2 separate regions of the Homo sapiens genome follow, and region 1 is linked to region 2. Evidence: chromatin contacts called from ENCODE Hi-C data. All regions are on one chromosome and are shown on one strand. Each heading gives the region's core, a stretch centred on a gene start or an enhancer-like site at or near the end of the contact. The rest is flanking DNA. Distances are from core to core; before and after follow the strand shown. Region 1 holds the start of AKAP12 (A-kinase anchoring protein 12). Region 2 holds the start of IYD (iodotyrosine deiodinase).

Region 1 (4,500 bases), core at 670-3,169, 870 kb before region 2:
AGCTAAGGAGGTCAAGGCAATTAGGTCATGGTTGTAGGTTCCTTTTTTTTTTTTTTTTTGCATATTGTAAACATCTACACCTCCTGCGATAACTCACGTACTCTATCCTCAAATTTGACATACCGCAAATTTAACTATTAAACATGGTTATCCACATCTTTCTACAAGGTATCACAAGGGTACCTTTGTGATACAAGGGTATCACAAAATCAGTAGAGTGAAGCCTTGCTAATGAACACATGCGCTGGAAAATAGATCTAAAATACCACGACCAGAACAAGCCACAGTCTTGGCGGCTGTCCTGGCCCACAAGAAATATTCCAGCCTTGAAGACTGAAGCCGATAAAATGCAGTCGTTTCAGCACTGCGTCCAGGGAAGAGTACCCGGAATGCTCGTTACACTGACCCCATCCTTTGAGAACTTCTAGCCACTCTAGCGTGTGTTTGGCCAACTGAGTCTGCAGGCAAAGCGCTGAGCGAACGCGAGGGCGCTGGCTGGTTTGCGAAACCTGTCATTCCTTCTGGAAACGCAGCGCCTGCCCAGGTTTTTCCTGGCTCTGAGCGAGCTACACCCCAGGCTTTCTCTGCCTCGGGAAGGCGGTGCCTGCTCGGGCCGCTGCCGCAGGAGGACTGGGTACCAAACCCGCTCGCTCCAGGCACCGCTGGCATCCAGGGCGGTACGCGACGGGGAACCCGAGGGTGGCTGGGCTCCCCGGCGGGCTCCACCACGAGTCCTGGCCTCACAGCTGACTTTCCGCATCTCGGAGCTCCGGAGGCCCGGCCCGGGGTCCATTCTCCACGGATCCCCCTCCGCGCAGCTCCTCCGCCTCGGGCTGCATGGCTCCCACCGGAAGAGTGCGCAGAAAGGCTCAGCCGCCGTGGGCAGGGCGCGGGTTTTATTATTGCGCATGGCGCAGTCGCCTCCCCTGGAGACCCGCGACAAAGATGCAAGCCCCCCGCCGCGCTCGCCGCTGCTCTGGCCCCGCCCCGGCGCGAAAGACCCTGAAAAGCCTCCAAAGAGGGGTTCGCACTCCTGAGTTTGCAGATGCGGCTGGATGGGCTGGGAAGTTCTCTCGGCGGAAATCGGAGGGACCCCCCCACCCCCACCCCCACCCCCAAAGACCCGCGCCTCCCGGCGCAGGTGGCCCGGCACGCCCGTACCTTGGTGGCGGGGTCCGAGGCAGCGATGGCGGGGTCCGCGGTGGTGTCTGGCGCCGCCTCGGCCGAGGGGCCGCCGCCGCTGGGCTCGGGCTCAGCCGGCGTGGAGCTCCCCTCGGGCGGCTGCTCCGGGCTGCGCTGCTCGGTGGAGCTCCCGGCGCCCATGGCTCCTCCGCACTTCTCCCGCGCCTAGCCGCCGGGTTACGCCTTCCCCAAGCCGCAGGGACAGGGGCAAGAGCCAAAAGACGCGCGCCCGCGAGGTCCCGAGAGCGCCTTCCTTCGCCGCCAGCCGACTGCGAACGCGCCCAGCCTGCGAATGAAGGAGACGCGCTCGCGGCAAACTCCTTAAAAGAAAAGGAAAAAAAAAAAAAGGCCACCTCTTAGCCTCCGCCCCCCTCCCCCCGGTTTTTCCCTCGCTTCATCACATGAGCACAGCCCCAGACACGCCCTGCAGCAGCATCTGCCCCCAGGCTGCCGGGACCAGAGGCGCTGCGACGCGCCAGCCCAGGTCCAGGCAGCCGCCCACCCGGCCCTCGGGCGCCTCCCGTTTCTAACAGGGCGACTAGAGCTGCGGGGACGACCCAGGGCCTCAGAAGGCAAGAGAGCAGGGGAGCAAAAAGCCTGCCGGGGACACTGGATTCTCTGGGGTTTATTAAATGATGGATCACCCAAGGCAGGAGCTTCTGCTGCAGCCGACTTTCAGCTCGCCCAGGAGCGAGTCCGAGTCCCCATTTGCTTTCCTGCAGATTGTGTTTAACTCCAAACATTTGTTCCAGCCTCCTCCCCATTAGCAGGAGAAAGGCAAGCGCTCCCTGGCTCCTCCTGAGTCCGACCATATTTGGGCACCTCACGTGGCAAGAGCAGGGAACCGAGAGGTTAACGCAGTCAGGCCACGGATGAGGTGGGCCACGCAGGCCCACGCTCTCCTATCCTCCGGAACAAGTGATGTCAGGCGATGCCATCAGCAGTGCTAGCCGCCCCCCTTCCCCCGGGGAACGGGGGGAAATGAGGCTGTTACCGGAAATGTGCCCGTCCTTCTTTGAGGGCCTGTGCTGGAAGTTACCCATCCAGGCCACCTCTGCTCCGCGCGATGCCGACACATGACAGCATAGATCTGTTCCTTTGCCGTCAGCCTTTCTCAAAAGATGAAGACTTTAAATAATACCAGCACAAGTGGCTTGCATCCTTTCATTTCCGACCCTTGAATATAATATGTATTACATGAGCATGGCAGCCAATCAATAAGTATTTGAACTAAATTAAATTTGTAGCTGGATTGCTTGGCGCAAAGCATTAAGGCTTTGGGGCTGAAAGACAAAATTTATTCCAGTTGTAACTAGCAACCGAGTGCCCCAGTTTTCACAAATACTTTGAATCTCCATTAAGAATGAAGAAACCAGCCTGGTTAACATAGCGAGACCTTGTCTCTACAAAAAATAAAAAAATTAGCCAGGCGCAGTGGTGCACCTGTAGTCCTAGCTACTCAGGAGGCTGGGGACGCTGGGGTAGAAGGATGACTTCAGCCCAGGAATTCGAGGCTGCAGTGAGCTATGACTGTGCCTCTGCACTCCATCCTAGTCGACAGAGCAAGATTCTGTCAAAAAAAAAAAAGAAAGAAAGAAGGAAGAAACTTTCGGAATATTCACACCAAATTCCAGATAAATATCTCATACTCAGATTTAGTACAATTTTGTAGAAAGGGTGTAAGCAGTAGTTCAGCACTAGGATGTTTCATGCCTAATGAATTGCATGAATCGAATGGTACCCTGGGAACCATAGGTTAGTTACTCACCATCAAATTTGTTTTCTGAATTAATTTTTTTTCTTTTTCTTTTTTTGAGACAAGGTCTCGCTGTGTTGCCCAGGCTAGTGTTGAACTCCTGAGCTCAAGCGATCCTCCTGCCTTGGCCTCTCAAAGTGCTGGGATTATAGGTGTGAACCACCACACTGGGCCTGTTTTCTGAATTAATTATTTTTATTTAAAGGACTACACGAAGGCCAATTTCTCTGGAGTTTATCTCTTAAGAAACAGTATATTTGCAAAATGCTTAGTTTTAGGAATTTATACACATTTCCCCCATTTTGACTTAAATTTTGACTATTTAGGAAACATTAGAATTCTTACTCTGTACCAGGCACTGTTCAATGCACTTTACATAATAATCTTTACAATAACCCCATGGGATAGATAGTATTATTCTCATTTTACCATTGGCAGGAGGGGGAGGAGTAGGCCCGGAGAAATTAAATTGTGTGCTTCAGGTTTCACAGCCAGGAGTTGGAAGAGCAGGAAGTCCAACTGGCATCTGCTTTCAGGGTCCACGCTTCACCACCGCATGGCACTCCCCTTCCCTTTCAATCAACTGTGTTCTCTCCTCTCAGAGGTGTTACTGAAACGTGGCATTTGGACCTCACTTAGGATTTTAAGAGCAAAAAGCACTGTTAAAACCTACTTGAGGCCAGGTGTGGTGGCTTACACCTGTAATCCCAGCACTTTGGGAGGCCGAGGTGGGTGGATCACCTGAGGACAGTAGTTCAAGACCAGCCTGGGCAACATGGTGAAACCCCGTCTCTACTAAAAGTACAAAAATTAGCCAGGCATGGTGGCGCGTGTCTGTAATCCCAGCTACTCAGGAGGCCAAGACACGAGAACTGCTTGAACCTGGGAGGTGGAGGTTGCAGTGAGCTGAGATCATGCCATTGCACGCCAGCCTGGATGACAGATTAAGACTCCGTCCCAAAAAAAAAAAAAGAAGAAGAAAAAAAAAACTATTTGAGAATGATTAACGTCAGCACATTTGAAAATGTATCAGTAAGTAGCACAAATACTATCAACATTTTCACATTCTGTGAGATTATATTTACTTTGTTCCTGGGAAATTCTTAGCAAAGCTTTTCACATCTACTACCCTTTAAATTTTCAGAAAGGATTGCAGGGTCAAGCCAACAGTGTACAACCTACGTGCTGAGGAAGATATCAGCATCTGCTTAGATTAGCAGTTACTTGCTTTTTGTTTATTTTCCAGGCCATGTAAATGTTCATACTCTTATTTGTAAAAAGTAAAATCATTGCGCTGGGCGCGGTGGCTCACGCCTGTAATCCCAGCACTTTGGGAGGTTGAAGTGGAAGGATTGCTTGACACCAGGGGTTCAAGACCAGCCTGGGCAACACAGTGAAACTCCCATCTCTACAAAAAATAAAAAAAAATTTAGCCAGGAGTGGTGGTGCATGCCTGTAGTCCTAGCTACTTGGGAGGCTGAGGCGGGAGGATCACTTGAGCCCAGGAGTTCCAGACTGCAGCCTGGATGACATAGTGAGACCCTGTCTCAAAAAAAAAAAAG
Region 2 (4,275 bases), core at 754-3,253:
AGGTTCCAAGTATCTTCCCCATACTGGTGACTCTCCAGTCAGTATCTGTGGCCTGGGCCCCTAACATAGACTGCTGTCTCCCTTTTCTGCTCAGGTGTGTCACTGTCGTCTGAAATCAAACATGTCCTCGATGGAACTCAACATCTTCCCCTTTAAGCTGGATCCTCATTCCCTCACCCACTTATGATAGCTTCCAGTCTCCAACTCTCCCTCTCTCCTCCTTTTCCCAATATCCAATTTACTAGCAAACCCTGTTGCTCTTCCATTAACTTTACTCTGATCCACGCCTTCCACTGCATTCCCACCTGCCCCCACCATCCAGGCCATCCTTACCAGCACAAACCATTACCCAGCTTCACAGCAGATGTTCCCTGGATTAAGGGAAGTGCTTCTCCGCTGGGTAGAATTGACGTTCTGAGTGGAAGAGGTTTCAATGTAGGAGAGCAAGAGGCAGCCCTGCTGAGAGGCTAGACTCCTGTACGGTGCAGTCAGCACTACAGGCTGTTAGCACTGAGAGCCAGCTGGACACCCTGCGCCCCGGTCCTGAGATTAGGACACACACTCATGCACACACTCTCTCACAAACACACTCATGCGCACGCACACACACATTCATGCATGCACACACAAACTCATGCATGCTCACACACACTCATGCACACACGTGCACACTCACACGCACACTCACCCACTCGTGCACACACACTCATGCACACACACTCACACATGCACATTAATGAACACTCACATGCACGCGCACACACATCCACTCTCATGCACACACACACACGCACGCGCACACACACATGCACATTCATAAACACACACTCTCACACACATACACTCACACACACTCACATGTCCAGGTGGCCTCTGTTTGGGGATGGGGGCATCATTAGCCCAGCTGAAGATCACAGAGCCTCTTCCAAATCGAACCCATCCCAGACAAAGCTTCTCAAACACAGATGGCTCAAGCTTCCTCCACGCTCTCTCCCTTCCTACCTGCCTCCTTCATCACCTCTTCTTCTCAAGGTGGCCATAACCTTCCCGCCCTCAATTCTCTACTTCCATTCTTACCCTCTCCCTCCACCCTCAATTCTCCACTTCCTCTCTTACCCCTGCCCCAGGCCTCCAGGTGCTTCTGCTCCTTTGGCTCCTTGTTGCCTGACAGGCCTCCCAGCACTTGCTATTTGTACCCTATTCATCCTCCCAGCCTGGTTTGTCCTTTCCCTGACTGCACCGTCAAACTCCCAGGCCTACTCTAAACACCTTAGAATCAGTTCCACCGGGTCTGTCTCTTTGTTACTCTCTCTGATTCTAGTGTATCATCTTGGCAGCTGAACTGGACATTCAGTTTGTTGAGGACAGAGGCCATCCCAGGCTTTCACTTCCAGGGCCTGGCACAGGGAAAGGTAGCAGCCTCCTAGGTGATGCCACTTGGTAGATTTCAAAGTTCCTGATCAAAACCTGGCCTCTTAGTCCCTGCCCACTGCCAGCCTGGGATGAATTCCTGCAGAAAGATTTTAACAACCAGAACAGAATTGTAGCCAGGGAAAACTTCAGCCTCTCAACAGCTTTTTCACTGGGCATCAAAAATAAAAAAGGGTTGGTCCCAGCAGGTGACAAGCTCATCACTGGAGAGAGATGACCTGTCTGTGCCAAGCACTGATTCATTAGCACAATAGAGGTTGATGTTGAAGCTGGCCTGTGTGTGTTTCTTCCTCTCCATAAGCCCTGCCATTGACTCACACTCATCATCAACACAACACGACAGCGAAGCTAAGCAGCATAGCTGGTGTCTTTACCTTCTTCTGCTTGGTGCAGGTCACTGCTGTCTTTTAAGTCTTCATCCACCCAGGGGCGAGCTTCGGCCCTGGTTCTAGGCTCCCCCTTCTTTTTCTCCATGCTTCTGTCGGCATTTTTAAAGATCCACACAACCAAAATGCAGAGAATGGCTACCAAGATGGGAGTCAGGAAATACATGGTCTGGAGTCTGACGTCACAGGCGTGCACACTTCCCACACCGGTTTTTAAACACACAGAGACAGGAGTGGAGAATGCCGGGAGATAGAAGGAATGCAGACACAGGTGTGCCAGGGAAGGAACAAAGTGCAGAACTCTTCAACTCTGTGAGGACTTTGCAAAGGAGCAAAGATCACAGTCACATGTGTGGGGTGTTGTGGCTTTGGTTATACACCAGTCCATTAACTTTTTAAAAGTATGTACTCTGTCGATATATTCTTAGACAACAATTGCCAGAATCTGAGTAAGAACTTGCATGTGCTAGATCTAGCTAGATCACCTGAAGAACTTGTTTTTGTTTTTGTTTTTTTTAAATAGATTTCCACACACCAACTCAGATCTGCTGGAAGAAAATGTTCAGGAAAGAGGTTTGGCACCATGCATTTTAAATGGCATATTTGTGAAAACAGCCCTAGGGTTTTGATTTTTTTTTTATGATACCTGAGCCAATATATGGAGTAAAGAGAATATCATGTTTTGCATCAGAGAAAAACTTTGATCCAGGAAAAGTGACACAAAAAATTAAAGTGACAACTTGATTATGTAATTACTTCAGTAGGGCTTTTTATGTGTTAGTTTGTCTGTCTGTTTTAGAAAGTGCCTTAGTCAGTTATGGCTGAAATAACAAAAATACTATGGACCGGGTGGCTTAAACAATATAAATTTATTTCTCAGCCAGGTATGGTGGCTCATGCCTATAATCCCGGCACTTTGGGAGGCTGAGAGGGGCAGATCACTTGAGGTCAGGAGTTCGAGACCAGCCTGGCCAACATGATGAAACCCCATCTCTACTAAAAATACAAAAATTAGTTGGGCCTGGTGGTACATGCCTGCAAACACAGCTACTCAGGAGGCTGAGGCAGGAAAATAGCTCCACCCAGGAGGTGGAGGTTGCAGTGAGCCGAAATTGTGCCATTGCACTCCAGCCTGGGCGACAAGAGTGAAAGTTCCTCTAAAAAAAAAAAAAGAAAGAAAGAAGAAGAAGAAGAAAAAGAAAAGAAAAGAAAGAAAGAAAGAAAGAAAGAAAGAAAGAAAGAAAGAAAGAAAGAAAGAAATTTATTTATCATTTATTTATCATAGTTCTGGAGGTTGAGAAGTCCATAATTAAGGTGCTGGCAAATCAGCTCCTGGTGAGGGCTCCCCTCCTGGTTTGCCAACAGGTGCCTTCTTGCTGTAACCTCACACAGTGGATGGTGGAAACAGATCATCTCTATCATCTTTTTTCTTATAAGGCCACTAATCTCATTAATGAGGGCTCCACTCTCATCACCTGTTCACCTCCCAAAGGCCCAACCTCCAAATACCATTGTACTGGGGCTTAGGGCTCCAACACATGAATTTTGCCAAGACATATTCAGTCTTTAGCATCAAGGTGCAAACGTATGTATAACATGATGCCATTTGAATAAAACAGAGTGGAAAATATGATACATTTATACAAACTTATATATGTATTTCCTGGAAAAGCATACTCTAAGGAGCGGTTATATCAGGAATTCTCTTTATTAATTTTGCAATTTCTTGTGAGTCTATATTATTTCAAAATAAACAGTGAAAAAAACAGTGGTTACTTGTTTTGGAGGGAGTGTGGAAACTGGATAGATGGGGGACAAGGGTGAGAGAATTTCTACTGAATACTATTCCATAATTTAAGTATTTTGAGCTGTTGTAAATATATTATCTATTTAAAAAATTGAATATGTGTTATTTATTTCAATACTCATTTTGATGGTTTTATTGTATCATATATTGTAATACTCCTTTTTGTGATAGACAGTTGTTTTTTAAGATGTATATCATATTGGTTCTCTAACTCCAGAGAACTCTGTAGAAGATAATAAACAAAGTTTATTATGGAAGCACTGGCCTCCACAGACCATTGAATTTGGTGGTGCTGCCTGCCATGCCGACAGCTTTTGTACAGGAAAGTGCCCTCCCTGTGCCTGCTGAAAGGGTGTCAGAGGGGACATGTCCAGTCCATGTGATCCAACCCCACGCAGGCAGCTGAAAATGGCAGAGCCTGTGTTGGGGCCCAGCTTCTCTTTACATCCCACTAAAAACACAGAATAAAGAAACCACTCCATAGCAAGAGAAGAGCAAGACAAATGTGCAGAGAGAAGCAAGGCCTGCAAGGCAGCAATGCCTCACAGCTCAGGGGAAGGACAAGGTGAGGGCCATGGGTGGCAACTGCCTCTGCTCCTAGGAGGTCCCAGGCCTGCCTCGGTTTCAGCCCATGTGTCTCCTTACCTTCGA

The links. Hi-C counts contacts between places; a loop is a spot of excess contacts on that map.
Region 1: a loop to region 2 is called in a map of HepG2, with 7 times the contacts of the local background. The contact joins the promoter of AKAP12 here to the promoter of IYD in region 2. A Hi-C loop is called at or near these places in 1 of 168 maps with a recorded cell type or tissue (HepG2).

The regions. Positions count from the first base shown.
Region 1 is chr6:151,237,386-151,241,885 of GRCh38, reverse strand. AKAP12 (A-kinase anchoring protein 12) reads right to left here and starts at 1,919. Exons shown (of 5, transcript NM_005100.4): 1 at 1,827-1,919; 2 at 1,162-1,502. The coding sequence starts at 1,323. RefSeq lists enhancers at 952-1,529, 1,607-2,116.
Region 2 is chr6:150,366,740-150,371,014 of GRCh38, reverse strand. It overlaps IYD (iodotyrosine deiodinase), which reads right to left and starts at 2,003. Exons shown (of 5, transcript NM_203395.3): 1 at 1,806-2,003. The coding sequence starts at 1,983.